Regions from separate parts of the Mus musculus genome. Here region 1 is linked to region 2. The links are chromatin loops, found by intact Hi-C in ENCODE. Cell type or tissue: heart. All regions are shown on one strand. Each heading gives the region's core, and the rest is flanking DNA. Links, peaks and the distances in the headings are about the cores only. Region 1 has its middle 17 kb from the start of Gm40763. Region 2 overlaps Gm30262 (a long non-coding RNA gene).

Region 1 (15,736 bases), core at 4,916-12,915, 52 kb before region 2:
CTATATTCATCTTGACACAACAGTTTTAAGTCTCTTTTCTCATGCCACAGAAGGAAGAAAAACACATTTAAGTGTCTTTCTAAACCCTTTTTAGGAAACAATTCTTCTATTATGTCAGTGACTGTTGAATATGCTGGCTTTCTCTCCTCCGCTCTAAAAGGATTCTGTCCTATAAACACAAACTGCTTCTCCCCTAATAACATCCCTTGCTCTTTAAGGAAAGGCCAGCTATCCTTAAAGAGTAACACCCTATGAGGGTACCATCCATCTATCCACCAAATATTTAGAGCACATCTTACGAGTCAGACGCCACACTAAGTGATGGGGAACAACAATGTCGTCTGATGTTTTTCACTGATAAGAGCATGTTTCCTGTTCCCTGCATACTGTTTGACTCTCTCCCTCCTACCCTCACCTATCTCTGCAGGAACGCCCACTTTCCTGCCTCCTGCTTGGAAGTAGACCTGACAGGATTAAAAGATTATTTCAAAATCAGAGCTCTAGGAAGACCACAAATTCACATTGATTTTTTTTTCTCCTATCTAAAAGTCTTTCTAATGGATCTAGCCACAAACCAAAATTTCTACTTAAAACTGTAGGGAGAAACAGTATGCATCCCTTTATGGAAGTGGAAACCACATACTCTACTATTTTGTGTCAACTGGACCTGTGTAGGACTAGAAAACACATTAGCCAGTGGGCTTACGCATCTGTTCGGGGAAACTCACTGAATTTGGTAGAAGTCTCACCTTGAATGTGGAATCCATTAAGTCTGAATGCATTAAGGAGAATGCATTAAGTCTGAACAGAGTTTTTTAAACAAATATCACTTGACAAAGGCAGTCTGAAGAGCAGACAAGTTCTTGTTTTTTGTTTTTTTATAAGTTTGCACTGTACTGGCCCTGAGCTACATGACAATAACTAAACACTAAGCAAACCCAGGGGCCGCTCCTGAGGCCTCTGCTCCAAGCAAGGAAGAACAGCAGGCAGCAGGTACCATGATGTTCCAGCAGCAACTTCCACGTGAGAAGATGTTGCTCCTCAAAGTAGCTAGCCACCCTGAAATGTCTGTGGGGTTAACATAGTACATCTATCTTTTTTATTCCATAGTGGGATTTGGGTTTGTCATGTTCAACTTCTTATTTATGAGACTCTGATTAAAGAATTCCATTAACCTCACCATCATTCATTTACTCTGTGGGTTCCCAGACAGTGGTGACCAGGGTTGGGAACCAGGTAGAGGCAATGTCCCTGGGTTACCAGAAGTAGTGCACGCTAGGGTCTCCTTTCTCTCTGAATCCATCAGTAAATGACTCTCAACAGAATCAGGTTTCCTTGTCACGTCTCTCAAAGAAATTTTATTTTGTTATCTAGAAAATTTTCTTAAAAGAAACATCTCCATTTTTAAAGCAACCAGATCCAAGACACAGCTCTATGCGCTCATCCAATGGAATCCATTCCCTCCCTCGACTCTCTCCACATACCAGAGGGCCAGCCTCTCCTGGGATCATCGTTTACTTCAACATCTTAGTATAAGTCTTTAAAACCACTTCTGAATCCTAACATGCCAGCTGTTTATCTACTCTCTTTAAGCTCCATCTTGGAGTCAGAAACCTAAATGCCCTTCACGAGACAGCTTGCTTTGTGCAGAGTGTCGGCTGGAAAAGTTACAATCAGCAGGAAACGAAAACAACCAGTGTGGCTTTTGGTTTTATCCATTTGGGTGACATTTTGGAAATGGAGCACTGAGGCCAAACCAAATCCCAGATTTCATTCTGACCAAAAATCCAAAAGGACAAACTTCATGAGGAACATTGAAAGCTCAGTTGTCCCCGGCTACAGCTGAAGGAGAAGCTTGGATTAAAACTGGCAGCGATTTACTTCCTACAAACATGCTTTGTTCCTGGCTAACTTGTCAGCTCATAAGGAAAAAGAAAGAAAGAAAGAAAGAAAGAAAGAAAGAAAGAAAGGAAGGAAGGAAGGAAGGAAGGAAGGAAGGAAGGAAGGAAGGAAGGAAGGAAGGAAGGAAGGAAAGAAAGAAAGAAAGAAAGAAAGAAAGAAAGAAAGAAAGAAAGAAAGAAAGAAAGAAAGAGAAAGAAGAGAAAAAGGAAAAAGCCCGTCTCTGCCGTCTCTGTTCAAGCAGCTGTCTGATTCACCACGCTGAATCCTTTCATGGCTGTCAGTACAAATGTGTTACAGAGAATTGATCCAAGACCTTTGCCTGAAAACCCTGGCACAGAGCACGAGCCTCTCCGATTTCCTACCGTGTCTTTCTCCTAATTCGATGACTTGCATTTTCAGGAAATGGCTATAGAAAATGTCATGTTTATCACGGAATTCCCTTCATTATTCTGCTTCCCAGAACCCTGGGGGTGGGGGTGGGGACAGAGCAGACCCACAGGCACAATAGAGGTGCTCTCTTCAGTTTCCAGTTTTCCTTCTCTATTTCGCCTTGAGCATCTTCTGGGCTAATTTGATATCTTTAAACTTGAAGTATTTGCTGAGTGAGTTGAGCAAGGTTCAGTGGCCACCCTGAGTTGAGTTGCTGGAGAGAGCTCAAATCAAAATAACAGCAAATCACTTTGTAACTACAAAGCTGCCTGCCGGTGAGTACACCCGGTATCATTCCCGAGAAGCTAGTAAATAAGTTGCCGATGTAGTGGAGACGCCTTGTTATTTCCGGGATTGTTCAGAGAGCCATGGATTCACCATGGAAAGTAGTGTAATGGCACCCTGCAGACTGGGCAGTGTGCAGCAGACAGACACTTTACTGACATCCACGTTCCACTTCTCACCTGGAATACCGCATTTCTCGTCCCCCACTCCGTACGTCTTTCCTGAGAAGTAGTATCCACCCAAACTGCTCTTAGAAACTGCAGTGTGAATCTGCAGTGTGAAACTGCAGTATCTCTGCCCTCCTAGAAAGGAGATTGTGGAAGTTCTGAACAAGTAGACATGATTCTCAGTTCTGACATATATTCCCCCAAATGACCTGGCATTTGTCACTGTGTCAATCACCAGTTCTGAGCTTCCTTTCCTAGGCTACCAGACTAGGGCTGGGATACCCTCCTCACAATTGGGAGATTTTCAGGGACCCTTCCCACCCGAGTTCTTCTTGGTGCAAAGTGAGATCAGTGAATAGCGAAACACAGCATTTGTTTAATCCAGGAGCATCCAACCTACAGCCCAAGGGCTTCATGTGGCCACACAGGACAAAGGACAGACATAGATGCAGCCCAAGGCAAAAGTATAAACTTACACAAAATGTTGGGAGATTTTTTTGTTCTTGTTGTAACTTTATTGCACAGTTCAGAAGCAAGAACTTTGTAGGTGGTGCCGTCATGCTATAGTGTAAAAAGATGGAAATGCCTACAACGTTAGACTATTGGATCAAAGTCTTAGATATCACTCCTGACATAGAAAAGTGTAGAAAAAATATCTCAGAGAGGACACACACAGACACACACATGCACACGCATGCACACATACATATACACGCATACACACACATGCACACACACATACATACACACACATGCACACACACATGCACACATACACACACATACACATACATGCACACACACACACACACACACATGCACACACACACACTCAAATCAGTACTGGCACATACAGAATAGTAAGCATGGTTCTATAGCTGTTACAGATCAAATACAATCTTCTCAGAAGTCCTGTATGAAATCTCTTTTTGTTTGTTTGTTTTTGTTTTGTTTTGTTTTTTCAAGACAGGGTTTCTCTGTAGCCCTAGCTGTCCTGGAACTCACTTTGTACACCAGGCTGGCATTGAGCTCAGAAATCCGCCTGCCTCTGCCTCTGCCTCTGCCTCCCAAGTGCTGGGATTAAAGGCGTGCGCCACCACGCCCGGCTGAACTCTCATTTTCTAGTGCCTCAGATCATGATTGTATTTGAAAAATCCTTAAAGAGGTAATGAAGGTTAAACAAAGTCATTATGATGGGCCCAAATTCAACATCACTGGAGTCTTTATACAAAGAGACCAGAACACCTACTTAGAGTAAAGACAGACATATATCTATTGTTAATCCTGAGATTCTCATGAGAAGAGCCAGTTTCACCATCTGGACCCATCTGAAACAAACTTTAATTAAATATTGACCAGGATGGGTGTTGGTCAAGACTACTCCCTGGAATTTCTAGCTGAGTAGCCCTGAGACACATTTTACAGGGATTTATAAAGGCAAACCAATAGTCTGCCATATTTTCCCATGAGGATTTGATATTTTCCAAGAACTACAACCCCCAGCATTCTAGAAGTTACCTGGTCCTTCAGTGGGTTAACTTTGGATCTTACACTGTATACTAAGGCAAAGGGCCTCAGAGGAAACCAACCCAGCTGACACTGGTATCTTGGATTTGCAGCATCCAAATTCAAGAAAAAGTTTCTATTTTTTTAAATAGAGTTTCTATTGTTTAAGCCACACAGACTCTGGTGCTGTGGTGTTTCCAGCAGACCAACACAACAGCCATTGATGTCCCTGTCCTCAAAAACTGTTCATCCCCAAACATAGGTGTAACTTAGGATTTAAGAGACTTTATTTGCTGGCTTAATGCAAACAAGAGATGTTTTCTTGTGTTTCTATGTTTCTTCTTACCCCAGATAGGTTGCTTCTTCATTCTTTCTCTTTCTGTGTAAGAACACACCTTGTGACAGCATGAGTGTTAAGCAATGAATCCTTTCCTTCCTGCTTGTATCAGTCAGGACAAGTCATGATATGCCGCAGTAACAATGTGAAGTCTTGGGGATGTTGAACAAATAGGGGTGTATCCTGGTCTATGCCACAGGGACATTCCCAACCTTTCAGGTCATCTTACTTCAAGGACATCAAGCTTGCCTAGCCATAGACATGTCTCTGATACCACATGAAGTATTCTTTTCTTTCTCTCTCTCTCTTGTTTTCCAAAATCCCTTGCTGACCTTGGGATCTACCCTGTAAGCAAGAAACTGAGGCCCCATGCATTTGATGTGCTCAGCAATGATGAAAAGTGTAACTCCTTTGCTTCTTCCAGTTAATGACATTGGGACTGTCTCCTCCATGCACGGGGAAGCGAGCTCTGGAAAAGGCCAACTTCTGTTATGGACGCTTCCTGGTCTTTTCCTTTTCTCTTCCTTTAGTTTCCCTGGATCCAAGGATGAAGGGGAGGAGTGCTTACATCAGCTGACCTACCTTTCCCATCTCCCCCTACCCACTCCCATCCCCAACACTCACATTGCAAAGTTAATTAAAAACCTAGGGCAGATATGTCTGCATGATTTGAGTAACTGGCCCCTTTGTACAAGGAGACAACAGGGAAGTTCCTGCCAGGGCAGCTCAGGTGGCTGCTCGCCTGGGAGAGAACTGAGATCTTGTCTAGGGCTTGTCACTCTTTGCATGTATCTCCAAGGCACAAGTGAGACCAGCAGGCCTGTGGCTGTGCCTGTCACACTCACTTTACCCCAGCTGTCTAGAAGCATTTGACGGCTGTGTATACATTTGTGTGTGTGTGTGTGTGTGTGAGTGTAAGTGTGTGTGTGTATGAGTGTGTGTGAGTGTGTGAGTATGTATATGTGTGTGTGTTTATGTGTGTATGAGTGTGTGTGTGTGTGTGTGTAAGTGTGTGTATGTATGAGTGTGTGTGAGTGTGTGAGTATGTATATGTGTGTGTGTTTATGTGTGTATGAGTGTGTATGAGTGTGTGTGTGTGTGTGTGTGTGTGTGTGTGTATGTGTGTGTGCTCTGCTTCTGAAGCAGAGATAAGAGCTCTCTTATGTTATTAGCACTTAGATGAGTGTCCTGAGCCATGGACATAAACTAAACCCAAAAGCAAGAAATATCACTGGGCAGCTTCTTATTGCTTCTAATTAAATGTTGCTACAATTGTCACGACTGTCCCCACAGTCCTATACTTCCCTCTAACCTCGCTAATAACCCAGGGCCAGTGTTCACTTTGTTAATGATGAGAAGGTGAGGCTGGGGAAGGAAATGCTCTCTGTACCCAAGCATCACAAGCATCAAGTGTCTGGACTGGCAACCGGTGTCCTCTAACCTGCAACAAACAGTCTTCGGAATTTACAAACAGAGATCCAAGACGTCCCTGAGCTGTGCCAGCTAAGCCAGTGGGTGCCGATGTGTGATCTGAACTACACCTCCCAATAAGCCTGCAATGATCAGCAGACCCAAAAGCGTTCCTATCTACCCAAACACACGCATAGTGTGCTGTAGGCATCTGTAAAAGCAGGTTGGGGACCGTAGTAATACAATGCTCTGGAAAGAGGAAATAGCTGGTAATTAGCTTAGTCCTTCTTATTCCCTGCTGAGAGTTTCTGCACCTGGGCACTGTGCCCACGGTAAAGGGAGAGGAAGAACCATAACCTAAGGAAGACTTGCAAGTGACTGAAGCACAGAGGTAGAAATGCCAGGGTCTTGCCTCACCCTGAGGCAGTCGGAGCAAAACAGTCTGAGTTAGAATTAGCTTCACGTCAACTGGAACGGCAGCTTAAGAACTCCTCTTGTCAGAGATTTTTTTCCCCCTTTTCCAGTCGAAAGAACTAAAGACAAGCCCGAAGTCAGAAGAACAATAAAGCAGGTAAAAACTTGCACTGAACACAAACAGAGACCCATTCTTGTGACTGGCAAGCCATAGGTCATGGTTCGGTACTTCAGTATGACGGCCGTATTCCCTCTGTGACTCACATGCTCTCTGTAGAAAGACTCTGCGGGGAGGATATGAGTAGCTAGCTTAAATAATTGCAGGGTACCTGTGCCACCGGGACTCCTGTTGCTGGAGCGACCGCATCTCTCCGTATTCAGGGAAGTGTTTTCATATGACCCAGCCAAGGAGCTCATGTCTGTGACACCCCGGGGAAATTAAGGAATGATTTTTGAGAAACGGCAGACGAAATTAAGGTTCTTGTAGAATTGGGCTGGATTTTCTCAGAAGAGAATATAAATACCAGTCTGGCAGGAAGGTACATGCCTGTAACCCTGGCACTCGGGACACAGGGGTAAAAGGCTTATGAGTTCAAAGGCAATCAAGAGCTATAAACAGAGGTGGAGGCCAATTTTGGCTACATGGTAAGACCCCATCTCAAGTAAGTAAGTAAATTAATGGCTGGCACTGTGCTCTAACAAGGTCGTCTTTATCTCTAGACTTAGAAGAATCCCATGAGATAGCAGTATTATCACTAGTATTTTTGAAGTGAGGAGACAGACTAGGAGATATTAATTAACACCCCAAGGTCACAAGTGCTAGTAAAGGCAGCCTTCCAGCCCAGTTGTGCAGGCTGCTAGACCCACCATGGCCTTCCCTACCCACTGCTCCACAAATCCTGCCCTTAAGAACCAAGGCAATATCAACACAGAGCTATTCTCTTTTTTTTTTTTTTTTTTTTTTTTTTTTTATTTATTATATGTAAGTACACTGTAGCTGTCTTCAGACGCACCAGAAGAGGGCATCAGATCTCTGTTACAGGTGGTTGTGAGCCACCATGTGGTTGCTGGGATTTGAACTTTGGACCTTTGGAAGAGCAGTCGGGTGCTCTTACCCCCTGAGCCATCTCACCAGCCCCCAGAGCTATTCTCTTAACTTTTAGAATTGTACAATATTTATTTTCATAATTGTAAATAACCTTACGTCCTAATGTCCATCCTTTTGAGGAGTCATGAATATTCTCACCCATCCTGAAATAGTTCCATCCCATGCTGGAGGGAAAGGAGCCTGAGTTTTAGATTCATTTGCTCAGCACTGCAACGCAGCGGGGACGATGGCTCATTTCCACGGACACAGCAAATCCCCTCTATGTCAAGGACCATGAGCTGTGCTGGTGAGTTGGCTCAGGAGGCAAAGGGGCTTGCCACCAAGACCGATGGCCTCAGTTCAATCCCTGGCTCCCACGAGGTGGAAGGGGTGAACCCCTGAAAACTCTCCTCTGAACTCCACATACATACTATGGCACTGTGTTCACACACACACACATCCCCCACACACATTTAACAAATGTAATTTTTTAAATGTAAACACCATGTAGACAATGTGACTATAAGCCTTGCTGTAAACCACCATAAATAACTGGGTGACCATGATTTTATCTTGGGCGAAAGCAATCAGCTACCCGGCAACCCAGGCCTTTGGTTGCTATGCAGTACTGAGAAGAGCTTCAGGACTCCACTTAACTCTTGACCTAATTTGTCCCCATCTTCCAGACTCACCCAAAAGCTCATATGACGCCAGCCACAACAGCAGCACTTTATCTTGAACCAAAGACTGGAAAAGTGTTCTATAAAAGCCCAGAGAGTAGATGTGCTCAGCCCTGCAGGACAGACACTTTCAACTGAAACCACCCAACTTACCCTAGCTGCACAAAAGCAGCCACACTGTGTGAACAAATGGGTATTGTCAATAAAGCTTAAAAGCTTCAGGTCCGATTTCACCCACAGAGTCAGTTTGCCTACCTCCCAAGCTCCATCCATGATCTCTCTCTCTCTCTCTCTCTCTCTCTCTCTCTCTCTCTCTCTTTCTCTCTCTCTCTCTCTCTCTCACACACACACACACAGAGAGAGAGAGAGGGAGAGAGAGAGAGAGAGAGAGAGAGAGAAAGAGAGAGAGAGAGACTTCTATACCCATTCCAGCCTACTGTGTTGACCCAAAGCCACAAGATTATGGAAAGTTTATAAAAGTCACAGAAGCTCTGTGAATTGTAGTTGGTTTCTGCAGAGTAGCTAACCATGACCAAAATGAATAGATCAAGTGAACTGCCAAACCAGATGAACTTCCTGACACAACTGTCACTATGTCATCTGTCCCTCCCCTTCCCCTCCTCTTCTGTAACAGGGAAAGGAGGTCTTTCAAAAACTTATTTTAGACTTAAGTCTCATGCTTACAATATAAATAAATAAATATACAACATTTTTCATTAAAGAAAAACTCTGGATAAAGATATTTCCTTTGCCAGCCATGGCAGTGTACATCTTTAATCCTTGCAGTGGGGAGACAGAGGCAGATGGATCCCTGTGAGTTGGGGAATAGCCTTGTCTATGGAGTGAATTCTAGGCTATTCATGGCAACATAAAGACCTTGGATCAAACAAAACAAGGATCATTTTGTTCTGTGTTTGATTTTCAGGTGCCAGAGAAGAGAGTGGTTATCACCCATGTCATTACCCTAGTGTTAGGGCTCTGACAAATGAGAGGCTGGAAGCCTGTCCCTACCTTTTCCTTCTATAGTACCTTGCTCTTCCTGGGACCTATATGAGCCCTTAGAAATACAGAGCAAAAAGAAAAGAAACTAAAACAGTCAGGAGAAGTGAGAATTAGTTTGCAGAGTAACCATGAAGGTCATTCTTTTCCTTACTTCCCCTGTTCTCCTATTGTGCTTAATGACAAAGCCCAGATGCTTCAGAGAGCAAGCTGTAGTTCAAGCATTGCATCCTTGGTACCAGGATCCCCACCTCCATCTGGACTGCCGCCTTCGTGATGGACCTGGACCCGTCTCCTTGTTACAGTGTCTCCTATCAGGGTCTGTGCACAGATGGCTGTACCCAGACCACTCTATAGATCCTCTACTGAATTTGGATCCATTTGCCTGCTTGTCAGGATCATTAAACACTTTAATTAATCATATATTTCAAAGTGGCTGATGGTGTGCCATATAGAGAGAGGGTACAATTTCAAATCAATGAGGGGTAAAAATATCACTTACAGGGTTTGCCTGATGGAACATCTGGTATTTCTACAAGTTCTATAATTCTGCCAAAAAAAAAAAAAAAAGATTCCACAGTGATGCTTTGAAATCCTCAGAGGTATAAGAATGAATCCCTCAAGGGTGGATGCCTCAGGACAAGAGGAGGGAGTGACAGGATCTCCCAAAAGAGACAGACCCAGAGGCACAACGTGGATGCCAGTTCACCGTCTGGATAAAAGCATATATTTTATCCCAGGGTTACTGTGCATCTTAAAGACAGCTGGAGGTGATAGCTTAGATTCTAATGTTGGCGCTCAGGAGATTAGGCAAAGGGCTTGGGCCAAATTTAAGGTCACACAGATTTACAAAGTGAGACCGTGTCTCAAGAAAATAAAAAACAAACCAACAAAAATTGGGAATGTAGCTCCATTGGAGGAGTGTTTATCTAGCCACGGGTTCAATCCCTAGGCACACATAAGCTGTGTAAATGAGGTGCCGTACCACATGCCCGGAATTCTAGAACGTGGGAAGTGGAAGGAGGAGGAGGAGGATCAGAAGTTCAGGGTCAACCTCTGCTTGGATTTCAAGGCCAGTCTGAGCTACAGGAGACCCTGTTTCAATAAATAAATAAACCATGCCACAGTCACAGCTGAGTCAATCAGTCATGGTCCAAATTTGCCTTACCCAGGTATGTATGAAATAGGTTGTTATAGTCCGTTTGCAATACAAGGTGAGCTTAGGGCTCATCGTAGTGTCATAGACAAGCAGGTGCCTCCTCCACTTCCTAGCTGCCAGCAGGACTCATACTCTCGGGACTCAAGAGTCAGCAGGTTCTATGTAACTGAGGATCAGAAAAGGTATGTGGGCCCCAAACTGTTCATTAGATGGGGTTTAGTGTTCTTGGCTAGTACTGGGAGTTTGGGCAGGATGCAAAGTCCTATAGGAAAAGAAGACAGAAATTTCTTCGTATCAGAGGACTTTAAAAACCACTGTCTTGGTGCCATCAAAGGACAGTTTTACCCTTTTTTTCTCTTAGCAGCATCCTAAAAGGGATTACATTCTTTAAAACTGCTTCGGGGCTTGGAGAGACGGCTTGGAGGTTAAAAACACTTGTTGCTCTTCCAGGGGACCAGGGATTGGTTTCCAGCACCCATGTGACAGCTTACAAGCACCAGTTAACTCCAGTTCCAAGGAATCTAACACCATCTTCTCTTCTGGCCTCACTAGGCACCAGGCATGCAAGTGTACTCACATACATGCAGGCAAATCCTTATACTCATAATATAAAATTTAAAGGAAGTTTAAAAATATATATTTTTTTAAACTGCTTTGCTTTCACTCATCTCTGGCTTCCGTCCTTGGGGCAGAGAGAGCAGATGACAGAGGCCTGTGGAGTCAACCAAGGCCTATGGAAGGTAGAATGGGGCATAGAACCCTAAGCCCTCCGTGCAGCAACCTGCACATACTATTTCTTTCCTAGACGTTACAAAGTGGATAGAGCATTAGAAACAACAGTGACCAGTGGTCAATAAAATGTCACAGCTGCACGAGTCTCCAGCTGCTGAGTGTCAATTATAGTACCTGCTCACTCATCTACCTCCCATTCTCATGTATATTAGCAGGTTTATTCTTTATTGCCTAAGAGATAAGGGATAGCATTCTCATTATATGATTAGAAGAAGAAAAAAACTAAGTCAATAATTAAGAACCTAACTGATGGTTACAGAGTAAAAGAAAGAGCCAGGGACTGGAACACAAGCATCTGACACGCTGCACAGGCATCTAGAGAGACAAAAAGAGAACACCTATATTGAAATAATGCCCGAGGCTCTTTACAAGAGCACTAAGTACAAGAGGAACAGTAATAACACCCATCAGAACCATTTGCAAATAAAAGAAAGGGATTCGTAGACACTGTAGAGGAAAAGGCAGCAGATCTGAGGCCTGGGAGCAAGACAGAAAAGGAGAATGGAAGAGCAAAGGCCATGAGTGACAGGGAAGTGGATGTAACACGAGAGATGGAGTCAAGATGGCGGATGCCAAGCTCAGTATCTAAGTAGCTAGTCCACGTCAAAGCTAGACAGTGCCCATCAAAGAAAGACTGGTGGCCGCCTAGCACCTGATTAAGATCCCTAAAGCCAAAGCCCATTCGGAAAGATGAGCATCCTATTTGGGAGCCTAGACATGAGCTAAACCCAAGGAAAGACAGACAAGAACAACATGGAACTGCCAACAGCAAGAATCAACCAAGGGGTTTCTAAGTTGGGTTGTTTGTTTGTTTGTTTGTTTGTTTTGTTTTGTTTTCTCTACAGCAGGAAAGATCCAAGATTTGTCAGTGATTCCTATTGAAATCTAAGGCATTCCAAAAGAATTGCTTACTAGAGCTTGCCAGTGTTAGCTCAATGCCTCTGGCGCTGGTATTGACTGACCACAATGAATTTTAAGAGTGCCAATCACAGCAGAAAAGCAGAGAAGCCATAATAGCAAGTCACAAGAGAAGAAAGTCTAGACCATTAAAGATACATTTTAACCTAACTGAAGACTTCCTTAGGGGTGACTTGTGAGCCTTTTAGAAGGATTAAAAGTATCCAGTTTACAGTAGGTAGTGAAGCCCTACAATCTAAGGCATGCGCGTTTATTGTGCTTTCTAACTTAGAGTCTGCCAGAACGCTTTGGAACAACTTAAAGGATTTGAAGTACCAGGGCAGAGATGAAAGCTGGTCGTGTTACCAAACACACGGATTCTCCTACTGTTACTTCATTTTTGCACAGTGATGAAATTAAAATGGCTGGAATGGACCTGGGAGCAACCGGGCAGCTCCAATTAATGATGAGAGGAACAAAGGGTGCAGGTATGTAGATTCCCCTAGCAGATAGAACATTTCCATACGACTGGCTCATTTAATGTTGTGGCAGGTTTGCAAACAAAAATTTCCCGGAAGACTGAAACTTCAGCTCTCGCTGCAGCTGCCCCTGTGTCAGCCTCAAGCTCAGGAGGTTGCATGGGATGCAGAGATCAAGGATGATGTGATTAATGAACGTAATAAACATTGTTACATTCAAAAATTAAGCCAAGAGCAAAGAGCACGTGCTCTGCCCATAAATTGCTGCAGCTGCTCTTGCGTTGGGCGGCATATGGTTTGCAGGTACAAGGGCAATAATAGCAGCGTATTATGCAGCCTCTTCCAACTTCCACAGCCTCTTTCCTGTACAGGGACAGCAACTCAACCACTGGCTCCAGTGCAGGATGGAAGAGAAGACAACCCCTTCTGTAAAAATAAAGAGGCAAGGGTCTACTGTGATTTCTGTATGAGTCCTGTTACCTTGACAACATTAAAACATCAGCAGAAAAAAAAAAGTCAGGACTCAGACCCAGGTTTTTGTAAGTATTCTTGGTCCATTTGGTCCTGCTTTCAGAGAACCGGGAAACCACATAACCCATCTACCACCACTGACAGTATAAGCTGCCTACAACACCACAGCATCCCCAGATCACCTTGACCAAACATCTTAAGCCCTATCACATGTATAATCATACACACACACATAAACACACAAACAAACAACAACAACAACAACAGAAAAAAATAAAATAAAACAAAAAATAAGTCTGGAATTTAGAAAAATTGAGGGGTAATATTCATACCCATTACCGAGAATCTTATGCTGGAAGTATAAGAGAGGTGTGGCCATTATTCAGAGGAAACAACTGATGGGATCAAAGCCACAGAACAAGTGCTTTTCCTACGTGTTGTGGTGTGATTATATTCATAAGCTCCCCAGAGCTAGTGCGGTGCATTTTGGCATACTGACGCTTTCAGCATCCCCTAGAAGAAATGGAATATGGATGGCAAAGTCTCTTTCTAGATCATTCTGCTGTTATCAAAGTCCCTTCTGAGAAAGGTGTATTAACATCTTTAATACATGACTGATGCAAAAATTGTAGGATTTATATTCATTCTCAATGAAAACACTTACCTACTGGCTGTTCATCTTTCTGCTTAAAATTTAAAAGCTTTAATTTTAATGACTGAATTGGCTAAGATGACTTAAGAGGCATTGCAGTTAATGTTCACCGTAATTATCAAAATTATGCTCTTACTTCCTATTCCTGAAGGCAATTACTTTCAATTCTTACAGCCATCTCACCCTGATATTTCACAATAGTGTGTTTATTCTACTAACTCTTGATTTTTAACTTAGATAGTATGATTCCATAACTCTGACAATGAAAATTTTACTTTCTTACAGTTCAGGGAACACAAAAGCAAATATATACTTCCTTAGTCATCCTAATAAAAAAACTTTAGGTTAAGTTAATGACTTGGTTTAGATATGGCTAGTTAAATTATGTCCTGGAGAGGTCTGCTGTCATTAAGGACCTGGTGCTTTGAATGGAGCTATTGGAGTAGAATCTTGGAAGGTGGCACCTAATGCTGGGTCCTTGGGTCTTTTGGGACAAGCTCTCAGAGGAGATGTGGAACCCTAATCTCTTTCTCACTGACTTCCTGTTTGGTCAGTGAGAACTATAAGCTCTTACATGCATTCCTGTCCTCATAATGTGTTATCTCTCATTGCCCACTAACCAATGATACTACCTAACCTTGGCTCTCAAACTAATATAGTCAATAGTCAATGTAATATTCTGGTTATATAAATACTCAAAACTGCATCATTTGGTTTCCTAGACTTCTTATACACTTTTTCCTATAATGAGTACTCCTTCCTTCCTCCTTGCTTCTCATTAGTCACTAATTCATCTATAAATTCTCTACTATAGATAAGATCCATTTTCAACAGTTTATAATACATCTCTCTGTTTCATATTTTCTTGGAGACAGCACAGACTCTCAGGAGCTCCCCTTCCCCTATTCCATTCCAGAAGATTTGTTCTCTGAGTGTGCAACCTAGCTAAGACTGAGATTATCAGTCACCATCAATCAGGGAATTGGATGCTGAAAGTTCCTCCTTGAGTCTTCTTTTCCTGCCAATATAGCACAGGTGGTAGCAAAGGAAAAGGTAGATATGAATGAGGAGGTGGAAGGAGAGGAGGGAGTGATGGGAAAGGTGGGGATGAAGGTGATGGTAGACATACAAGTAGAAGAAACAGTGATGGTGGTAGAGGAGGTAGAGATGCAGGAGGAGGAAAGGGACAAGGAAGTGGAGAAGGATGAAAAATAGGATGCAATAGAGTTAGTCATAGTGAAGGAGGTGGTGATGGAGGTAGAAGAGGTGGTAGTAGTGGTGGCTGTAGAAAAAGAAGAGGTATGAGAAGTCATAGAAAAGTTGGTGGTATGCCGGGGCCTAGCAAACACAGAAGTGGATGCTCACAGTCAGCTAATGGATGGATCACAGGGCTCCCAATGGAGGAGCTAGAGAAAGTACCCAAGGAGCTAAAGGGATCTGCAACCCTATAGGTGGAACAACATTATGAACTAACCAGTACCCCGGAGCTCTTGACTCTAGCTGCATATGTATCAAAAGATGGCCTAGTTGGCCATCACTGGAAAGAGAGGCCCATTGGACACGCAAACTTTATATGCCCCAGTACAGGGGAACGCCAGGGCCAAAAAGGAGGAGTGGGTGGGTAGGGGAGTGGGGGTGGGTGGGTATGGGGACTTTTGGTATAGCATTGGAAATGTAAATGAGCTAAATACCTAATAAAAATGGGAAAAAAAAAGAAAGAAAAGAAAAGTTGGTGGTGATAGAGAAGGAGAAAGATACGTTGTTGAGGAGGAGGAGGAGCTGGGGCTGGAGTTGGGGATGGAGATGGGGATGGGGATGGGGCTGGGGATGGGGCTGGGGCTGGGGATGGGGATGGGGATGGGGCTGGGGCTGGAGCTGGAGGATTTCTCCTTAGTTGATCCATACACTATTGGGTCTTTCTCCATGTCCTCACCTTCTCCACCCCTCGTTCTTTCAAAACAATTCCTCATGTACCCAGGGATGGGGAAATAGGTGGATTTCTTTTTAGAGATTACTGGGTCTCTCTCCATGTGCACACACACACACACACACACCCTTTCAAAAGTATTT
Region 2 (15,736 bases), core at 4,579-12,578:
AAGGCTCTCCAGAGAGTCTGCCTTTCACTGGACAGGAATGCAGTAATGCCTCGCTCTGTCCCTGAACTATTCAGCTTTCAGTGTCCCCAGTGAGGAGGCCTTCTGATCAGAGAGGGGAGGCGGGCATCAGAAGGCAGGGACAGTTGAGTGCAGGGTCATTCCAATTACATTATTGATCCTTCCTGGCAAATGGGGAAGCCTGACTAGCAAACAATTGGTGATTCAGAGCTCACAAACAGCAAAGAGTAAAGAGTTTTCCTTACCTCCTCAAAGATGCTCAGGCACCTGGGTTATTCTGCCTTCTTTTTCTCTATAGTTCTTTTCGGGAAGCCATTACTCCTAAAGAGCTCTAGATCCAAGGGGGCATTTTCCCAACACCAAATACCAAAGGTCCTGTTTAATGTCCCATGCTGGTTTGTGTTTTAGTGACAAAAAAAAATCGATAGTGAGGGTGTTCTGGTAAGAGGTTTACTAACACGTTTCTGTTCTGCAAAATAAAATAAAATGTGTCAGATGCTATCCCAGGAATATGAAATGCTAGAAGCACTACAGATCTCAGTGAAGTTCAATAAAGACTTTCTGTTCCCCAAAACTACAGCACAATCAAAATCCCACCCAAATACACCGAAAACCATATTCTCGTTTATATTTTCCCAGACTCCTCCATTGGAAAGTGAAATTCAATGGAGACAAACAGAATTTCTGCTTCTCTAACAATTTTCTCACAAGATTTTTCTTCTAGGAGTACTAGAGAAGATTTTGATATGTGTTTGTCTGTTGTGGCGTTTTAGAAAATGGCAGAATCTTTACTAGAGAGAGAACAAATTATTCCAACACATTTAAGCAACTTCAGAATTTTCCCTCTGTGTACAAGGAGATATGCTCACCGATGCTTCTCTGAAATGTCCTGGTTGACATGCTAGCATAATTCAGTTCGCATCGGAAAGATGAGAAGTCTTGGATCCTACAGGAGAGCACTCCCAAGTCTCCTACTATAAAGATAGGATACAAAAAACATAAATAAAACAGACTCTGGGGCTATGGAAGAAGAGGACTCTATACTCCCAAGAGATGCTGTGGTGTTCCGCCTTTAAGAATCAAAGGCCCAGGAACTGATGATGTGAGGTCTCTTCTCAAGTAAACTTCAAGAAATGGATTAGCAGCTGGGTGTGGTGGCACACGCCTTTAATCTCAGCACTTGGCAGGCAGAGGCAGGCAGATTTCTGAGTTCGAGGCCAGCCTGGTCTACAAAGTGAGTTCCAGGACAGCCAGGGCTACACAGAGAAACCCTGTCTCGAAAAAAAACAAAACAAACAAACAAAAAAAAAAATGGATTAGCATAGGGACACCTGGCAAGACACCCCCACAATTGCATCAACCACTCTGGCTAACACAGCACACATAATGACCTTGAGCCAATACAGTCTACAGTCAGGGGAGTGTCTGCCTTAAAGAAACCAGTACTCAGAAAAATCATGATAAAGCCAGGCAGTGATGGCACATGCCTTTAATCTCAGGAGGCAGAGGCAGGTGGATCTCTGAGTTTGAAGCCAGCCTGGTCTACAGAGTGAGTTCCAGGATAGGCAGGGCAACACAGAGAAACCCTGTCTGGAAAAAGAAAAGAAGAGAAGAGAAGAGAAGAGAAGGGGAGGGGAGGGGAGGGGAGGGGAGGGGAGGGGAGGGGAGGGCCAGGGAGAGAGAGGGGAGAGGGCCAGGGAGAGGGGAGAGGGGAGAGGGAGAGGGAGAGGGAGAGGGAGAGGGAGAGGAGGGCTGAGGAGGAAGAGGCAGAGGAGAATAAGGAGGAGGGGGAGGAGGAGAAGAGAAAAAAGCATGAGATGCAGGTGTAAATCTAGTTCTCGTGGCCTTACGGAATACATGAGAGGGAGCCTCATATTCTGGGTCTGAGAGGGACAATACATCCAAGAATAACTCAGAAACCTACACCCAGCAAATGGACACAAGTCCATGAAGTGCTAAACCAATGGGCTACCACCATTCAGTCATTCAGTCAGGGAACTAACATGATATCCGTTTTGCAAAGGAAAATGACATAAACCAAGATCAAATACAACTGAACTCAAATTCACCAAGGAAGAAGAAGCCCAAGCACAGAAAGTCAACCTGCAGTCCCACTCTCTCATGATTTTAACCATGACCCTGCAATGATGCTCTATATCCTATATCCATAGAAGCTGGGGTGAAGGGCTGGGGTGAAGGGAGGGGGGAGGAGAGAGATTCATTTCATGTGTTCTGTCACAGAAACTGAATTGTAGATAATTTTAGGGTCATTTAAAAAAATGGCCAGAGCCAGCAAGATGGTTCGGTGAGTAAAGATCCTGACGCTGATGGGGAAAATCAGGCATGAGGACTCCTGTGAGGGCTGGGGAGATCGCAGCATACCTTACTGGCCATAAACAAAACTGGCAGACATGCCTGAGACCCACTAGCTGATGCAGCCTCACGGCTTCCAAAGATGGATGCTTATACTGGCAAGATTAACAACTTCTTGCTACAGGATATCACATTTCCAGAGACAAAAGTTCCCTGGAGTGCCTCATCTGCTTCCCCTGAAAGTTGCAGTACAGTGGTCTGTAGCATCCTCTCAGGCGGGATTTTCACTGCGGGCAAAGTTACATTGTGTCTTAGTCAGGGTTTCTATGCCTGCACAAACATCATGACCAAGAAACAGTTGGGGAGGAAAGGGTTTATGTGGCTTACACTTCCATACTGCTGTTCATCACCAAGGAAGTCAGGACCGGAACTCAAGCAGGTCAGGAAGCAGGAGCTGATGCAGAGGCCATGGAGAGACGTTCTTTACTGGCTTGCTCAGCCTGCTCTCTTATAGAACCCAAGACTACCAGCCCAGAGATGGTCCCACCCACAAGGGGCCTTTCCCCCTTGATCACTAATTGAGAAAATGCCTTACAGTTGAATCTCATGGAGGCATTTCCTCAAATGAAGCTCCTTTCTCTGTGATAACTCCAGCTGTGTCAAGTTGACACAAAACTAGCCAGTATACATTGTTTCTTAGCCTTTTTTATTGCATATCGTTTTTGTTACATATTTGTTTGGGGCAACGTCTCCAAGTTTTCTTTTATTCTCTTCATGTTAAATATATATATATGTATATATGTATATGTGTGTATATATATATATATATATATATATACATACATATATATATATATATATATCATACTTGCTTGTTGCTATTGTTGTTTGTTCTTTAAATAGGGTCTCACTAGAACTTGATTTGTAGATCAGGTTGGCTTGTAACTCATAGAGATCCACCTGCCTCTGCCTCCCCAGTGCTGGAATTAAAAGCTCCTATCATCATATACAGCAAGAACAATATTGAAATAAAACATTTTCATAATGAAAAATTGAGAAATACTGGAAAGCTTAAAGAAGAAAAAAAAATCCAATCTCTGATTCTCTTTCTCAGAGGGAAGAATTTCTTGGGAGTACCTTTCCATCCCTACGCCAGTGTGTCGATATGCTTTTGTGACCATTTATCCATGTCATCAATAACTGCTCTAAGTCTTGGAGTCTTCACCCCAACTGCATGAATGGACTTCATAGTACATGAATTCTCTGAGAGTATAAAAAGAATTTTATATAAGCACATATGTACTTTCTTACCAAAAATGGACTTCACTGTCTCCATCAGAGTCCTGAAAGAATACACAAACTAAAACATTTGAAAACTCTCATTTAGTACCATTCCTTTCAATAGCCAGACAATAGGCCACCATATTAGCCAATCTTGCTATTATCAATTATATTACCATAAACACTTTTGGGGATAAAACTTCGGACCTATCACCAAGAACTACTATAGAAGGGTACATCCCAAAATTAAAATTTCTCCAAGAATATTCTCAAGTTGAAGGCTTTTAATTTGTGTTGTCAAATTACCCTACAAAAACGTGGCATCATTCAAAGTCTCCCCAGAGTATGAAGATGCTTTCTTCCTTCAAACCAGTGTGGATGGGATTATTTTTAAGCTTTTTCAATTTTATTGACCAAACTAATTTTTGGATCTTTCCCTTTTTAAGTTCAAGGAAAAATATCATTTATAACACAGATGTTCAAAGCATAAAAAGAGAATTACACCCATCCTGGATGCTCTGGGCTTTATTTTACACCAAGCTTTATTTTATCATTTCGTGACATAATGACCCCCAGCTCCCAGACTTCTGCAAACACTGACGGGGCTAGCCAGACATGTGATGATTTTTATGGCTGTGATTTCCCTAGTCTTTACTCTGACTCTCAGTCTAGAATTGAGCTTCCTATTTAGTGGTACCACACTGGCTCCCTTGATATGACATCACATAGCTACAGCAGTATCCAGCCTTTTGACATTGTAACAGGTTTCCATCTATAAAAATATCCAAATATACATTTATAACTATCTGGGGATGTATGTGGCCCTCGGACCACAGATTGGACACACCCTAGAGGCTAAATGAGCACCTCTTCAAGGTTTCCGTCAAGATGTCAATGATTGATAGATAGTTTCAGTGGTTCACCTTGGGTAATCCCAGAACTAGGGAGGCTAAGGCAGGAGAATTGCCGTGCGTTTGAGGCCACCCTGAGCTACAGTATGAGACCCTGTCTCAAAACAAAGTATGTCAGTGATTACAAGAGTCATAAAATCCACAACACTTAGGGTGAATTTTCCCTTAACTCAACCTAAGAACTCTCTCGAAGACATGCCCAGAGGTTTATTTCTTGAATGACTCTAGATCGTGTGAAACTGACAATCGTGCGCCTTAGTTTTTACTGTCAACTTGAAACACCCTACCATCACTTTGGAAGAGAAACTTCAGCTGAGGAGGAATTGCCTATATCAGAATATCTTGCAAGCATGTCGGTAGGGGTTAAGTATTTGTTGTCTTAATTGTTAATTGATGTAGAAGGACCCAGTCCGCTGTGAGCGGCACCAATCCCTAGGCAGGCCGCCTTGGGCTGTATGAGAAAGCTAGATAAGGATAACCTAGAAGTGTGCAAGAAAAGAAACCAGCAAACAGAATTCATTCACACGGTCTGCATCAAGCATCCACCTTGAGTTCCATCCCTGACTTCCCTCAATAACAAACTGAGATCCAGAAGTATAAGCCAAATAAGCTGTTTCATCCCCAAATTAGAGTGTTTTATCACAACAACAGGGTGAAACTAGACAGGAAATCAATACTAACTATCACATCTACATAATGTATTAACTCCATGCTGCCCACCAACCCTTGTTTTTTTCCCATCTCACGTTTTACCATGACACAGGACACACTTGTTTGTTTGTGATTAATCTTAGCCCTCCCTGTCAAAGCAAAGGTAAGCCTTTTCCATCCTATTACTGTATCACTCTGGTCCCTAGGGAAACAGCCAATAGGACCGTGAGGAATCAAATAAAGCAATGTGCCCTCAGTTGAGCCCACAGTTTCCCAGGGCTGCCAGGACAAAGTTCCATCAGTGGAGTGGCTTAAACATAGAAATTTACTACCCCACAGTCCTGGAATCTAAGGTATCAGCAGACTGTAAGTGGTTCCTTCCGAAGGCTGAGAGAGGGAATCTACCACTGATCATCTGGTTTCTGTGGTTTCCTGGCTATCTTTGGTGTTCCTTGGCTTGTAGCTGCACCACCAAATCTCAGGTTCACACTGCCCTTTTTTATGCACACTTGTCTGTCTCTGTGCCCAGAGTTTCCATTTTTCTACAATACAATAATACTGGATTACAGTGTATACTAATGATATCACTTTAACTCAATCAAGTCCCCCCCCTCCATTTATTCCTTTATTTCTTTATTTCATTTGTTTGTTGTTAAGACAGGCCTCTTTATGTAGCCCTAGCTATCCTGGAACTTGCTCTGTAACCAGGTTGCCCTCAAACTCAGAGGTCTGCCTGCTTCTGTGCTTACATAAAGGGTATGCACCTAGCTTTAAAGTACTTGTTTTCAAATAAGGTCACTGGTGCTCAAGATGGGGACCTTGAGCTTGTGGGAAGGATCACAGTTTCAGGTAGTTCAGGGCCACTCAAAGACTATTCCTGCTCACTTATATTATGAGACCATCTGCTCACAGGGGACCATGACAAGTTCTTACCGATCCTTTTGATATAACCACTCTCTGAGGAAGACTAACCTGGCTTGCCACCAGGACCCCAGCTTTTACACTGAGTTACAGTTAAAGAAGGGTAGAAAGGAAACGGGAGCCTTGTCCAGTGGCCAACTCCTCCCCATCATTTCACAGGGAGAAAGGAGAAGTTGCAAAGAGGATACCTACCCAAGGTCTTATGGTCACTTAGAACCAAAGCAGGACCAGAACCCAGGCTGCCTGGGCCTGCTCCTTTCTTCCTTTGTGGAAATCTACCCCTTACATTTGAAATCTTTATTATGGTGATTAGATACACATTTCAAAATAAGTTGATTATAAAAAATATTATTCTGGGCTGGGGAAATAGTTCAGTGTGTAAATACATTCGTCTTCATGTCTGAAGACCCGAGTTCAATCCCTGGGTGGGATTCAACATGGAGGAAGGAGAGAGCTGACTCCTATAAATTAGTCTATGATGTCTACACATGCACACCTCCCACACACACATGCACACCTCCCACACACACATGCATACCTCCCACACACATGCAAAATTGAAGTTTAGAAAAGTTCTCATAGATTCATCTATATGTACCAAGCCCCATGTCATTGTACCCCCCACCCCCCCACAAAAACACCAAAACCAAAACCCTGGGGAAATAAATGGAGACATTTTCTGGCCAAAATTATTCACCATATTTCATCATATCTAATATTCCATCTACTGTAAGAAACATTATTTTGCCCACTACCAAAAAAAAGAAAGGAAGGAAGGAAGGAAGGAAGGAAGGAAGGAAGAAAGGAAGAAAGAAAGAAAGAAAGAAAGAAAGAAAGAAAGAAAGAAAAGAAAAGAAAAGAAAAGAAAAGAAAAGAAAAGAAAAGAAAAGAAAAGAAAAGAAGAAAGGAAGGAAGAAGGAAAGAGAGAAAGTACGTTGAAGCTAAGGGTGTGGCTCAGAGGTTAGAGCATGTTTAACACGCATGGGGTTCTGGGTTGGATCCTTCATCTCTACATTACCAACTGGGCATTCAAGGTCATCTTTAACTAGTGAGTGAGTCTGAAGCCATCCTGAGCCACACGAGATACTTCCAAGAGAGAAAGAATGAGAATGAATAGAAACACCACCAGCAATCAGATGGGTGTGAGAGCATACATATGATCCCAGCACTTGGGAGGCTCTGGCAGGATCCTGAGTTTGAGGCCAACCTTAGTTACATAGCAAAATGTTGTCAAAAAAAAAAAAAAAAAGGAAAGGGAAAAGAAAAGAAAGGAAAAGAAAGGAAAGGAAAGGAAAGGAAAGGAAAGGAAAGGAAAGGAAAAGAAAAGAAAAGAAAACAAAAGAAAACAAAAGAGAAGAAAAGAAAAGAAAAAGGCCTATCAATGTGTAACATGCATCAATTATTAAAATACAAAAATGCTTGCCTCTCTAATGCAAAGCCGTTAAACTATGAAAACGCAGGCATCATCAGAGCAGGAAAGACAATGACCCAACTCTGTGTTACTGTAACCAAGTCTCTCATGCCTGCCAGTTGTCTTTGCCAGGCTGGTTTAGTAAAATACAGCTGACAAAGTGACAGGTACAAAAGATTTTAAGACACACTGCTCAGTTAATCTAGATGCTCCCCTATCCCATGCCCCCCTATATCCCCCCCCCCATTAAATGACCTAACACATCCTCTAGATCTTTCTTCCAAAGAAAGCATATGTTCTGTACCTCCAGGGACAAGAAATAAGCAACAGGGGGGGCCTTAGGATCAAAGAGATGAGAGTGGAGGAGAGAGCAGTACCTAGAGTCTGCCAAAGCAAACACACACACACACACACACACACACACACACACAGGCAGAGGGAGCAGAGCAGACCTTGCCTGCAAAGGTCCTCTGAAGGAGGCTTACAGAGACTTAGAGGACCCTGGTCTGGGCTGCCACAGCTGTGAGCTGGGAAGAGCCCCGTGTGAGGCCTGAGAACCTGAGACTTGCTCCTACAGCCTCAATCCTGGCAGGAGACCAAAGCTGCCTCTGGCTGGGGCTTACAAAGACCTGGTGCAGGGCCAGCTGGCTGCAGGAGGCATGGTTCTGTATCATTCATCACTCAGAAAGTGCTCCGCAGCTGGAGGAAAGGCACATCAGCCACAGCCAGTGGAGCCCAAGCTGGCCTCCTTCCTCTTCCCTCTTCTCTCCTTCCTTAAGAGAAAAACCCCAGCACTGCTTGAGCCCTAAAAGTGTCAGAAAGCCAGGAGATGTAGCCTCTTGCTTTAAGTGTCCTCCAGTACAAATCTACTTAACACCATTTTAACTTAGGTCCTGGGGACTCAGTGGTTAAAGTCATCGAGTCCATGATGCTACTTTTTACTGGCAACTATTTTGTTTCCGTGGTTCTTTGGGTCAATTCCCAGTGGTACAGACAGGAACCTTCTGGTAGCTTCCCTCTCCATCCAGTTCCCTTTTCCCAACTGCTCTCTTCCCACCTCCCACCTTCTCAGTCTCTCCAGGGATCAGTCACAGAGCAGCCTGGGGGAGGGAGGGACAGGGGAGGAGTCCTCACTATCATCACAACCTTGAAAACTGGTCTTGTCACCCAGTTGTGTGACAAGCAGAAAAAGAAAGGAAGACAGAGAAGAGGGGCATGACTTCAATTCACAGAAAAAGCAGAATGCCCACGTGTGCTGAGTTGGTCAGTGACATGGGCTTGGGAGGGTAGAGAGCCGTGGCCATTCAGGAGCCCAGCAACTGGCATTTACAACGATGCCCCCTGCAAATCCAGGATCTTGCCCACAAGAATTTCATAGATTTTTCTTTTGAAAGGCCATGCTTCCTGGCAAGCTGGGTCAACGGTTAAACTGAAAGAGAAATATTTCTATTATTTGGCAAGAGCCACTCCCCCTCCTAAGCTATTAGTTCATTTGCCAGGCAAGAGAGAGAGAGAGACAGGAAAAAAAAAGTCAATTCTAGGGTGATCATCACACAGAGTAAGACACACACAGAGTAAGAAAATATCAAAGGCCATTTCCAGAAAGGATTAGAACAAATACTTCCTCTGAAGTCCCTGGTGATCCCTGGAGAGGGGAGGGGTGGGAAGGACCCTCACAGTGCAGGTGTGTTGGCTCTGCTCCAAGACTCCAGATGACAACTGTGGCTTGCCCTTGGATTCACAGAACTTGCCTTACCACTCCCAACTGGAATTTCACAGAGATGGCTTGAAACCCAGCGCCCCCCATTCCCAAAGCCAGTGACCTAGAAAAGCCACCAAGCTCTGTCAACCCTCTGTACTTTGTACTTCAGCTCCTGTGACCAATAACGCAGCGCACCACAAGCCAGGCCCCCCTGGAGTACATTTTCCCCTTTATCTCCCTCATTGAGATGTCGTCAGTGACCATTTGCTTGCTTATCAGAGCTTCCTGAGAACTCAGGCTACACCTGTCTGATTCCTTTTTCTTTTCTTTCTTTTTTTTTTTTTTTTTTTTTTAACGTTAAAACTGAAAACGATACCTCCTCTGAAGGCTACCCTGGCTACCCCATTAAGGGAACAACTGGAGTAGTTCTTGCCCCATGAGAACTCCTTCTTCCATAGCAAGACTTACAGAGATTGTCTCCATATCCATATTGTTCGCCTCTTCTGTAAACTGCTGCTCAGGGTTTAGAGCCTTCCAAGGCCCCCAGCACAGACTCTGGGTCTTTGTCCATTGCTTCTTAGGAACTCTGGCCCAACACAAACATTGCCGTGTTAGCATCTGAGAGGCCCAAACTGTTGCCTGCTTTCTCCCTTTTGCACTCACTCTTGACCGTTTTGGTGGTTTACAAACCTGATCTATACACCGATCTAACTCAGATCCACTGGAGCGCCTGTCTTGGAGAGATCAGGTCCTGCTGGGAAGGTTTGCTGAGCTCAGAAATGGTCCCTGGTGAAGGAACATTTTCCTTAACTCTTAATGATCAGAATCTGGCCTGAGCTCTGGGGATCAAGTGTAAACCGTTCCATACATCACTTCCTCATTCATTATCCATTGTACCTTGTTCTTCCCCTTTCCCCATACCGGGTTCTCCTCACTTGGATCTGATGAGCACGTTACTGCAGTTGTAGTTTGCAACTACAACTTTTCCTTCTGCTCCTTCAGTGGCCACGAGAAATAGCAAGCCCCATCTCATTCTCCCCAGGCCTCACTTTTCCTGTCAACTCCAAGGTTACACAGAGGACACATCTCCCTAGCCAGTCCCCACTGGGCAGCCGGCTCAGCTAGGGTATGTAGGCCACTGGCACCCCAGCAAGGATGTAGTCCATCCCTTGAAGCATAGGGAAGCAGAGCTGTGGGGATTCTGCTGCAGACGCTTCACCCTGAAATAGCTAGCTCAGCCTCGGTTGCCTTTCTTGTCACCCACAGCAGGGCCCGTCTTGGATGAGTCCCTGTTTAGATGCCAATAGCTTTTCCTGGAACACATAAAGTTTCAGGAAGGGGTGTCTCGTAGGCAGCTGCATCAGAGTCCCACAGAGCTGGGTGACAAGGCATGAAAGCTGTATCATTGAAGAGATCCAACCCCTTCCAAGTCACCTTCCACCTCCTAAATATTCCAGCTCCGCCCCTAAGACCACGTGGTGCTTGTGGGGGCAGCAGACAGGAGACCCTGTGGCTGACTGGTCTCTCAGGTAAGGGTCTAATGGACCTGCCTTTACTAATTCAATGTTAACAGCCCTGACAGGGAACAAGCTGTGCGTCATGATGGCCGATCATGATGTCACAGCCCCCTTGCCCCCAAGAGAGGTTGCTGGAGCAGAGAGGGCAGCTAAAAGCCCCATGGCCTCCTTTGAGCACCTGAGGACATTATCTGGAGAATCAGGCTTGTCTAGCCTTCCATGGAAGTTCTTACTCAAAACTATAGTACAAAACACACTTGCCCCTCAACAGCTGTCTCAAAGTGTCATTTTGGCAAGAGCGTTATTTTGAGATGATAACAACATAGAATCAAAAGTATGTAGGGTGGGGGAAGGGAAAATATTTGGGACAAGGTCTTAGTATCCTCCTCATCTCCCTGGAAATCTTATTGAAGGTAATGATGAACCCAGATGTGTGTGTGTCCATGTGTGTACATGTGTGTACGTGTGTGTGTGTGTGTGTGTGTGTGTATGTGCACGTGTGTGAATGTACATGTGCATGTGTGTTTGTGTATGTGGACATGTGTGTGTGTAAGTGTGTGTGAGTGTCTGTGTGCGTGTATGCACATATGTGTGTGGGGGTGGGGGGTATGTGAGTGTGTGTGTAAGTAGACCTCAATGAACATTCTTGTTCACTGGTCCCCACTCACATTTTCTCTTTTCCCAAATGTATTCTTCCTTTGACCTCAAACCCTCTTCCTTCCTTCCTTTATAACAGACAATAAACTCCTACTGCTTCTCCTAGTTCACTTCGCTATGAACTACCATACACATTAATGTTAGTGAGTCACATGCCGTTTCCCCCATTAACCGGTCTTCTGTTAGCTTAATTCACAGGCCCCTTTCACCTGAACTTAAAACAATAACACTTTCCTTCCCAAACAACTCACTGGGCCTCCAGATTTTTTTTCCTAATGTTATTTTATATTTCCAACATCCCAAATTGTATATATTCTTTTTTAAGGTAATTCTTTAGGGACAAAAAAAAATCCTAAAATACTTTTTGCTGAGGTATAATTAGCTAACAGTTTATCATACCATATATCCCACAGCCCGATGAAATACATTATAAATTGAATGAAAACAAAAGACAAAGAAAAGGAAGGACATGACTGCTCCCAGGTGTGGCCGAGGAGGAATTTTATTTTATGAGGGAAAGCATAGCCAGGGGCATCTGGAAGATTCCAGACTGAACAGGACTGGCCAACTGAACAGGGCCATGTGAGGAATACAGGAGTACAGGGAGAGGCAGGTGGGAACCAGGAGCAGAGGCCCAGAGGGCAAGAGGCCCAAAAAGGGTCAAAGGGACCTTGGAGCCAAAAAGTCTTGGTTATAGAGGAAAGAGCAGCCTCAGGAAGGACACCCTAGCCCAGTCCCTGAGCTGGGCATGCTTAGGGTAGGGGTGGAGTATTCCAGGTACTGGAGATAGTAAGAGACTGGCCGACAGTGTCTGCTCTGATATGTTAATAGGCACCCCAGTTAGCCATTTGCCCCAGGTCTGAGACCTAACATAAATGTAATAAAGTTTTGTTAGGAAAAAAAAAAAAAAACTATAGTATAATTACCACTATAAAGGAAGAGAAAAAAAAACTTTAGAAAATTCGCTCTGCCTATAGGAGGAACAACAATGAACTAACCAGTAACACCCCCCCCCCCCCAAGCTCATGTCTCTAGCTGCATATGTAGCAGAAGATGGCCTAGTCGGCCATCACTGGGAGGAGAGGTCCTTGGTCTTGCGAAGATTATATGCCCCAGTACAGGGGAATGCCAGGGCCAGGAAGCAGGAGTGGGTGGGTTGGGGGGGGGGGGTAATAGGGAACTTTTGGGATAGCAATTGAAAGGTAAATGAAGAAAATATCTAATAAAAAAATCAAAGAAAGAAAGAAAGAAAGAAAGAAAGAAAGGAAGGAAGGAAGGAAGGAAGGAAGGAAGGAAGGAAGGAAGATAGATTGCTCTGGAAAAAAGCTAAGCTAGTTTTAGACAAAATGGGAATGTGAGTGAACAGTGAACAAGCAGGAGATAGGGGCTTCCCTGACATCTCAAATCATACCTGAAGACAGCCACTTCCAGGCCTTAAGTCTGGAGTGTGAACAACGTTTAGACCAAATTAAGTAAGCAAAATAATAAGCAGACATGCAATTAATTCTCAATTATGCTCAGCAACTGGGGGAAGGCGGGAGTGGTGGTGGGAGGGAGGGGGTCAGGAAAAGCTTAGCTGCTCAAATGCTCCATGAAGTCAGATTCCAGAGCTTCAGGGAGGATGCGGGCAGCTGACAGAGAGTCTCTCCTTTTATCAAGTGAGGGCATTATCCTGTCAAATCATGCCTGTGGACTCTCTCGGGGACCGGCTTGCTTATCTCCTGGCCCTGCCTGGTCCTGAGCAGCTGGGGTTAATGATTAAATGGAAAGATGACAGGAAATGAAGAGGCTGAGACATTCCATCAGATTAACAGCTGAGACCTGGGAGGCAGCCCCGCTCCCTCACACCAGCTTCTGCATCTGGGGAAAACCAGAAAAAAGAGCCCATCCACCTCATTAGACCGCCTCCTTTTTCCTTTCCCACTCACTATCTCTGTCAGCAACACTCAGAGTCCAAAGGTCTTGAGATATCTCTGAGACGCCAGGGAGAGAAGACAGGAAACCGGGCACCCTCTCTCTGAGGTCCAGCCTGAGATAAATTCCTCCCACTGTGACCTGTCAGCTTCGGTTCCCTCTTAGGTCTTAACAGAGGAGCCGTGAGGACCGATCCTATAGTCAAAGGGGGTCTCAAATAAATGTTCAGAGATGTCCTGAGGCTTGCTCGAGGTGGAGATCGACAGTAAGCTGCGACCTTCCTTCCTGCACGTCTTTGTCCTTGACACATCAAATATCAAACTGGGAGGAGGGGAAGGGAAGAGACAGGGAGAAAACCAAGAAAGGTCAGTTGCCAAATGGGACATCCATGTAGCCTCCTCAACCACTGGCTGACTCAGGGTTAAGCGGTCTACTTCTCGAAGAGAATAAAGTTAAAGCCAGCTTTACCTGTTGACCTGAAGACAGATCCTTGCGTTATCGTGGAAATTTCCACTATAATTTCAGATTCCACACAAATAATATTCCCGGCAAAATCAGCTTCCAATGGGCGGGTATCCTAAGTGTCTTAGGAGTTTTCATTTTGCTTTCCTTTGAGCTCTTAAAGAGGGGTCTAGAAATCATTAATTTCCCTGCCTTTTCATCTTAGACTACCTAGCGGCTCAGATCGGAGCTCTGCGCGCCTAAAATCAGGAAGGGACAATGGCACTTTGCCATTTTGGCACTAGCCTCGTGTCCCAGGCAGCAGCCTAGCCAGGCACCTTCTACCCCCCACCCCAACCCCCGGCTGTGAGCAGCAGCCAAGCCTATGTTTCCTATGACACAACCCCTCTCCGCAGACTCTAGGAGCTCCAGAGGGACCCCATTTAGATAACCAGGCTCCAGATAAGCTTGCCGGGTAATTATCCAGCTTGTGCCCTGTATCACGCCAGCTGAGTGGCTGTGAAGGGAACAGGGGACAAGGCCAGCAATCCCACATGATGCCTGAAATTGTACTCCGTGTAGAGGCAAGAAATCCTTCCCTCTGATCCGTTAAGGTTCCGTAACGAGTCTCGGGAAGGAACTAATAACATACCCATCAGCAGGAGACGCGCCTATTTACTACCCGACTGGCCATCACACATTCACTATCGGGTAACAGTCTGGTGAGAGTTAGAGGCAATGAAGATACAGTTTTAGAGATTAAGTAAGTTATTTTCAGAGTAGATAAATGACCAACCACCACCACCACCACCACCACCCCAAAAAAAATGAGGCTGGGACAAACTTTATCTGGCCTTTGGCTGTAACGTTAGCTCTAATCTCCTTCCGGTTACGTGCTTCCATCACTTCCGGTAGGCGGGGTGTCTGAGGAAAGATTCAAACTAAGTTTTGTGGATAACTGGGAATTGTAAAAAGAAGCGGAAATCAGAGGAAGCCTTGCAGTGTGTGAGCTGTACCCCAGGTGATCCCACTGATATCAGGACATCTCTGTACATTTTTCCGGTACCACATCTCTCAGGGGTATCACAGACTCCGTCCATCTATGCAACCCAATTCTAAGGACATCCTGGGTCTGTAAAATTCCCTTCTATCTCCATCAACAATTTTAGAACGTCCTCACACCTTTCTGATACACTCCTAAAGGATTTTCAAAATGATCTGTTGACAGCTTCAAAAAGCAACGGAGTGAAAGATAGTTCGTGGAAGTGGAGGGAGAGTCTATTGTGTAAGTTGTCACCTCAGTATTATTACATCCAGGGCAAACATTTGTTTAGAATTCTAATTTCTATTCCAGTACAATCGCCTCTATGGAAATGGAGACTAATCTAAAGAATAACTAAGTCAGTTACTGCTTTGTAAAGATAGCATATGGTACTTAAATTGAACCAAGAAAGCAGGAGGCACGACACCAAAGGCTTCCCAGCTCTTTGTAGCGTAGTAAGAACTGTATTTCACATCACACCCAAGTAGACACGCACATGAATGTGCAGCTCAAAATTTTGATGAAACCCAATCACTTTTACTATTTTCTATACAAGTGTTCTCTTTATTTATTGAAACTTACTATATTGACTTGATGACCCACTAAGAACTTGAGGATTTAAGGTTGGTTAGTTTCAAAATCCCTTTTTTATATCTATCAAAAAAGGAAATACAAAAACCCACAAACCTAAGGCTGGAAAGGTGGCGTTCAGAGATTAAGAGCACTTGCTGCTCCTGTAGAGAACCTGGATTCAGTTCCCAGCACCCACATGGCTGCTCACAACTGTCTGTAACTCCAGTTCCAGGAGATCCAAAACCCCTATCTGGCCGCCACAGGCACACATACATGCATGCAGGAAAGCACCTAAAATTACATAAAATAAAACTTAGTCTATAACATTCTCTCTAGTATCTAATAATGGCTATCACTAAAGCATAAACACAATGTATCAGAAAT

Evidence for each region. A loop is a pair of places that touch in the nucleus more often than their neighbours do. Peaks named below come from ENCODE experiments on the same cell type or tissue, not always from the same donor. Only the 100,000 strongest peaks of a DNase experiment are listed, where the experiment ranks them.
Region 1: a loop joins it to region 2, with 2.0 times the contacts of the local background. A loop is called at or near these places in 2 of 42 quality-filtered maps.

The regions. Positions count from the first base shown.
Region 1 is chr10:111,645,588-111,661,323 of GRCm38, reverse strand. No RefSeq gene overlaps it. Among named protein-coding and RNA genes, the nearest start is that of Gm40763, 17 kb to the right of the region's middle. In heart, for the core only: no CTCF peak of the experiment used is centred there; no DNase peak of the experiment used is centred there.
Region 2 is chr10:111,593,235-111,608,970 of GRCm38, reverse strand. Gm30262 (a long non-coding RNA gene) reads right to left here. Exons shown (of 5, transcript XR_380793.4): 3 at 888-992; 4 at 264-487. 4933440J02Rik (RIKEN cDNA 4933440J02 gene) reads left to right here and starts at 14,698. Exons shown (of 4, transcript NR_045344.1): 1 at 14,698-14,867; 2 at 14,966-15,022. In heart, for the core only: no CTCF peak of the experiment used is centred there; DNase peaks (open chromatin) are centred at 8,130 and 8,480; H3K27ac peaks cover 2,025 bases.